Linked DNA regions of Homo sapiens: region 1 is linked to region 2. The links are chromatin loops, found by intact Hi-C in ENCODE. Cell type or tissue: PC-3. All regions are shown on one strand. Each heading gives the region's core, and the rest is flanking DNA. Links, peaks and the distances in the headings are about the cores only.

Evidence for each region. Hi-C counts contacts between places; a loop is a spot of excess contacts. Peaks named below come from ENCODE experiments on the same cell type or tissue, not always from the same donor. Only the 100,000 strongest peaks of a DNase experiment are listed, where the experiment ranks them.
Region 1: a loop joins it to region 2, with 3 times the contacts of the local background. A loop is called at or near these places in 4 of 110 quality-filtered maps.

What each region holds. Positions count from the first base shown.
Region 1 is chr2:172,503,550-172,506,473 of GRCh38, forward strand. It overlaps ITGA6 (integrin subunit alpha 6), which reads left to right. Exons shown (of 26, transcript NM_000210.4): 26 at 542-2,910. All of the region lies in intron 1 of PDK1-AS1 (PDK1 and ITGA6 antisense RNA 1), which reads right to left. Among named protein-coding and RNA genes, the nearest start is that of ITGA6-AS1, 39 kb to the left of the region's middle. In PC-3, for the core only: no CTCF peak of the experiment used is centred there; no DNase peak of the experiment used is centred there.
Region 2 is chr2:172,709,523-172,712,446 of GRCh38, forward strand. It overlaps a transcript of PDK1 not described here. Among named protein-coding and RNA genes, the nearest start is that of RAPGEF4, 25 kb to the right of the region's middle. In PC-3, for the core only: a CTCF peak has its summit at 1,173 (motif pointing left); a DNase peak (open chromatin) is centred at 1,309; H3K27ac peaks cover 1,630 bases.

The DNA.
Region 1 (2,924 bases), core at 103-2,602, 210 kb before region 2:
AATGAGAGAAGTGATATGTGTACTAGAGCCTCAGAGGAGAGAAAAAGATTATAAAGTTGACCTGTTGGAACACTGGCATATTCAAATAGTAATTTGTAAAATACTTGTGACATGATTTGCATTTTATTAGTGGGAAAGGGGCATGAAATAATCTTTGGTTTATGCCATTTAAAAATTATTCTTAATCTAATCTGATAATCAGATATTTTACATATCATATTGTGATTATTTTTAAATATGGAAGCACTGTTTTCATAAACTCTTAAATTGTTAGTAAAGAGGTAGCCTACATTTGTTATAAAATGTAAAGAGAAGATGAAAATGGACTTTTCTTCCAGTTTTACAGCTGTTCTCTTCCGTTGATCCCCACTGGCTCTTCTTTCATTTCAGCCTCTTGGTTCTTTCTTAAAAGAAAACCATGTCTTTTTCCCCTTAGTCCAGAGGTAGACATAGCTGAACAGAAAGCTTAGACATTCCCATTTAGTGTATTTGCTTCTTTGTGAGATTAATTTGTTTCTCTTTCTCTTTCCCTCTTCTCTAGTGTGGATTCTTTAAACGCTCTAGGTACGATGACAGTGTTCCCCGATACCATGCTGTAAGGATCCGGAAAGAAGAGCGAGAGATCAAAGATGAAAAGTATATTGATAACCTTGAAAAAAAACAGTGGATCACAAAGTGGAACGAAAATGAAAGCTACTCATAGCGGGGGCCTAAAAAAAAAAAGCTTCACAGTACCCAAACTGCTTTTTCCAACTCAGAAATTCAATTTGGATTTAAAAGCCTGCTCAATCCCTGAGGACTGATTTCAGAGTGACTACACACAGTACGAACCTACAGTTTTAACTGTGGATATTGTTACGTAGCCTAAGGCTCCTGTTTTGCACAGCCAAATTTAAAACTGTTGGAATGGATTTTTCTTTAACTGCCGTAATTTAACTTTCTGGGTTGCCTTTATTTTTGGCGTGGCTGACTTACATCATGTGTTGGGGAAGGGCCTGCCCAGTTGCACTCAGGTGACATCCTCCAGATAGTGTAGCTGAGGAGGCACCTACACTCACCTGCACTAACAGAGTGGCCGTCCTAACCTCGGGCCTGCTGCGCAGACGTCCATCACGTTAGCTGTCCCACATCACAAGACTATGCCATTGGGGTAGTTGTGTTTCAACGGAAAGTGCTGTCTTAAACTAAATGTGCAATAGAAGGTGATGTTGCCATCCTACCGTCTTTTCCTGTTTCCTAGCTGTGTGAATACCTGCTCACGTCAAATGCATACAAGTTTCATTCTCCCTTTCACTAAAACACACAGGTGCAACAGACTTGAATGCTAGTTATACTTATTTGTATATGGTATTTATTTTTTCTTTTCTTTACAAACCATTTTGTTATTGACTAACAGGCCAAAGAGTCTCCAGTTTACCCTTCAGGTTGGTTTAATCAATCAGAATTAGAGCATGGGAGGTCATCACTTTGACCTAAATTATTTACTGCAAAAAGAAAATCTTTATAAATGTACCAGAGAGAGTTGTTTTAATAACTTATCTATAAACTATAACCTCTCCTTCATGACAGCCTCCACCCCACAACCCAAAAGGTTTAAGAAATAGAATTATAACTGTAAAGATGTTTATTTCAGGCATTGGATATTTTTTACTTTAGAAGCCTGCATAATGTTTCTGGATTTCATACTGTAACATTCAGGAATTCTTGGAGAAAATGGGTTTATTCACTGAACTCTAGTGCGGTTTACTCACTGCTGCAAATACTGTATATTCAGGACTTGAAAGAAATGGTGAATGCCTATGGTGGATCCAAACTGATCCAGTATAAGACTACTGAATCTGCTACCAAAACAGTTAATCAGTGAGTCGATGTTCTATTTTTTGTTTTGTTTCCTCCCCTATCTGTATTCCCAAAAATTACTTTGGGGCTAATTTAACAAGAACTTTAAATTGTGTTTTAATTGTAAAAATGGCAGGGGGTGGAATTATTACTCTATACATTCAACAGAGACTGAATAGATATGAAAGCTGATTTTTTTTAATTACCATGCTTCACAATGTTAAGTTATATGGGGAGCAACAGCAAACAGGTGCTAATTTGTTTTGGATATAGTATAAGCAGTGTCTGTGTTTTGAAAGAATAGAACACAGTTTGTAGTGCCACTGTTGTTTTGGGGGGGCTTTTTTCTTTTCGGAAATCTTAAACCTTAAGATACTAAGGACGTTGTTTTGGTTGTACTTTGGAATTCTTAGTCACAAAATATATTTTGTTTACAAAAATTTCTGTAAAACAGGTTATAACAGTGTTTAAAGTCTCAGTTTCTTGCTTGGGGAACTTGTGTCCCTAATGTGTTTAGATTGCTAGATTGCTAAGGAGCTGATACTTTGACAGTGTTTTTAGACCTGTGTTACTAAAAAAAAGATGAATGTCCTGAAAAGGGTGTTGGGAGGGTGGTTCAACAAAGAAACAAAGATGTTATGGTGTTTAGATTTATGGTTGTTAAAAATGTCATCTCAAGTCAAGTCACTGGTCTGTTTGCATTTGATACATTTTTGTACTAACTAGCATTGTAAAATTATTTCATGATTAGAAATTACCTGTGGATATTTGTATAAAAGTGTGAAATAAATTTTTTATAAAAGTGTTCATTGTTTCGTAACACAGCATTGTATATGTGAAGCAAACTCTAAAATTATAAATGACAACCTGAATTATCTATTTCATCAAACCAAAGTTCAGTGTTTTTATTTTTGGTGTCTCATGTAATCTCAGATCAGCCAAAGATACTAGTGCCAAAGCAATGGGATTCGGGGTTTTTTTCTGTTTTCGCTCTATGTAGGTGATCCTCAAGTCTTTCATTTTCCTTCTTTATGATTAAAAGAAACCTACAGGTATTTAACAACCTACAAATTGGGAGTTGTCTT
Region 2 (2,924 bases), core at 90-2,589:
AGCAAACTTTTCATACATTCTTTGTGAGGGTGGATGTGGAAAATACAGGTAGTCCTTGCTCGAATGGTTACATTGTGTATCAATTTCAGTTACCACCATTCAGTTAAATAACAGCAGTCACCCAACGGCACAATTCAAATTTCAGTTACCATGGCATACTAACTGTGAGAAATTGCATAAAGTGCCAACTTTGCTGCTAGCTCTTAGTTCACAAGTCACTATGTAAATAACGGATATGCATCAATGATCAGCAACTGATCACATCACTTCTTCCAGTCTGTTCCTGATGGGTCACGGTGCATCTGTTATTCAATTCAGTGATGGACAGCAATGGTAGTATGGTCTTCTTATCGCTCAGTGATAAACCCACATGACATTTTACAAAAATGAATAACTGAAAAAGACAGTTTGCCAACAAAGACGAAATTGCAGTAAAGAAAAAAAAAGTGATAATACTGCAAATGAAATTTGAAGTGAACATAATGAAGTTATAGAGGAAATCGCTGACCCTGGGAATGTTGACCCTGCTACCACTGGAGAGATTCTGGGTATGCAGCCAGGGGAACTTAGTGCAGGTGAACTCATGACGTAAGTGACGAAAGTGGCTGTGAGGAAATGGATGAAGGTGTGCCAGAGGAAGCGATGCTGGAAAAAACTTTCACGGTAAAGGCACTCTTAGAGATACTTCACCACATCCAAAATGCAAAGGGTAACATGTTGGAAGCTGATCCAAATTCACAAAGGAGTATGACAATCAGCTGAGACATGTGAAAGATGCTTGTTTCCTACCATGAGTTCTGCAACAAGAAGACTGAAAGCATAATTCAAAGTACTCTTAATATATTTTTCACAAAGAAATAAAACACTTTCATTCCAATGTTTCTTATATTTTAAATTACAATGTGCTAAATAACATGCTAGTTTTAGTATTTTTTCATTTCCTTATACATGTATAAGTTTTAATGTTTTGACATTTCCTTATACATATACAAAGTTTTAATGTTTTGACAACAATTATTAAAGGTCAGGAAAGTTATGAAGATTGCTTTGCATGGTTTAGGCATGCACAGTCCTTTTTATGGTCCTGCACTACTGGGCAAAGCAAGGACTGGCTGTAAAGGAAATTAAGAAATTCATGTTTTCCTTCTTTTCTCTATACCAGCCTGCCCTCTGCTGGAGGTGCCAGAGATCAGTGAAATTGTCAGACTGTCAAGCTACAGACAGGTAGTTCTCAACCTTTTATTCTTTTCAGCTCTACCCCTTTGCTGCCACCCTAGAGGAAGCAAAACATTCCCATGCAAAAGCAAGGATGCTCTAATTCTCAGTCGAGTGAGTCATTATATCCACATTGTGGAGAAGGCTCTCATGCCACTAAACAATTACATCACGTAACTAAATTCTCTCAATGTGATTCTGTGCTCTGAGTGTAACCTGATACAAGCCTATTATTGGAAAGCACATTGGAAGTTATTTAGTCCAACTGGTGGCTATGCCAACTTTCACTGCAAAACTAAAATTTTTCCTAGGTTGTAAATGAGAGCTTAGAGAGCATCCTCTTTAAGCCTAGATTGGAATTTTGACTATGCCAAATTTCCCCTGACATTTTCTTCTCTTATTCCATTCCAGCAATTGTCCTCACTGGCTGGACAATTTACTTCTAGAAATGTTTAGCATTAATAGTGACATAAAGATGTCTCTTGTGACCAACAGAAAGAGCCATAGTGTGTCAGTGTGTTTCCAGAACTTTCAGATCTGCTTCCAAACTATTTTAGTTCAGAGATAGTGCATTAATCTCCTCTTCCACTCTGTCCCTACCTTCCACCCTCACAGTTTACATTTCCAAATAAAGTAACAATTCTTTGCCCAGCAGTTTAGTACAAGCAGTTTAGGTCCGCAGGAAATGCTTAATAAATAATGGTTAAATGTGTGAATAAACTAATATATTTCCATTCCTTAATGGAAGCAACCAAAGTTATCACATGGTAATGAGAATAGGAATTTGGATGCAGGCAAATTGTGCATCTATAAATTTATAGAAGGCTGTCAAGACAGCTCTCTATGGCTGGGTACAGTGGCTTACACCTGTAATCCCAGAACTTTGGGAGGCAGAGGCTGGTGAATCCCTTGAGTCCAGGAACTCGAGACCAGTCTGGGCAACATAGTGAAATGCTGTCTCTACATAAAAATTAAAAAATTAGCCAGGCATGGTGGTGCAGGCCTTTCGTCCCAGCTACTCGGGAGGATAAGGTGAGAGGATCACTTGAGCCCGAAAGGTTGAGGCTGCAGTGAGCTGTAATTGTACCATTGCACTCCAGCCAGGGCAACAGAGTGAGAACCTAGCTCAAAAAAAAAAAAAAAAAAAAAAAAAAAAGAGTTCCCTTTGCTCAAAAGGAGAGGAAGAGATTATAGAACATTTAGGAATATGTTCTTATCTGTCTTATATTTTTGTTGTTGTTAAAAGATGTTACATATATATTAGTTACATATATTTACATATATAATGTACATATATTTACGTTTATTTGCATATAGAGTCATATTAAGACTGTTAAGGTTATAGGTTTAAAAGACTAGGTTAGAAACTATTGTCTTAAACCTCTAAGATTCTGAATTGTCTGTTTTGTTAGAACCCATGGGTTTTCAGTTTCCCCTGTAATAAATTGTAACAAATATAAAAAGAACAAGATAAGTGAGTACTTTTATTTCTAACCTGCAATAGTTCACAAGTAATTTAACATATAATGTGGCTTTTACTATTATTGTTGTCATGGGATCCTTAGGTTGTCACTTCACCAGCCAGGAACCTCTGTGGCTGTCGGCACCTTTGCCCGAGTTTTGCTTGGGCCGCTGGGCTCTTTCTGCTCTCTTGGCCTCGCAGGCTTCACTTGGCTTTCGCTACTGGCTCCGATCCCATGGCTGCCAAG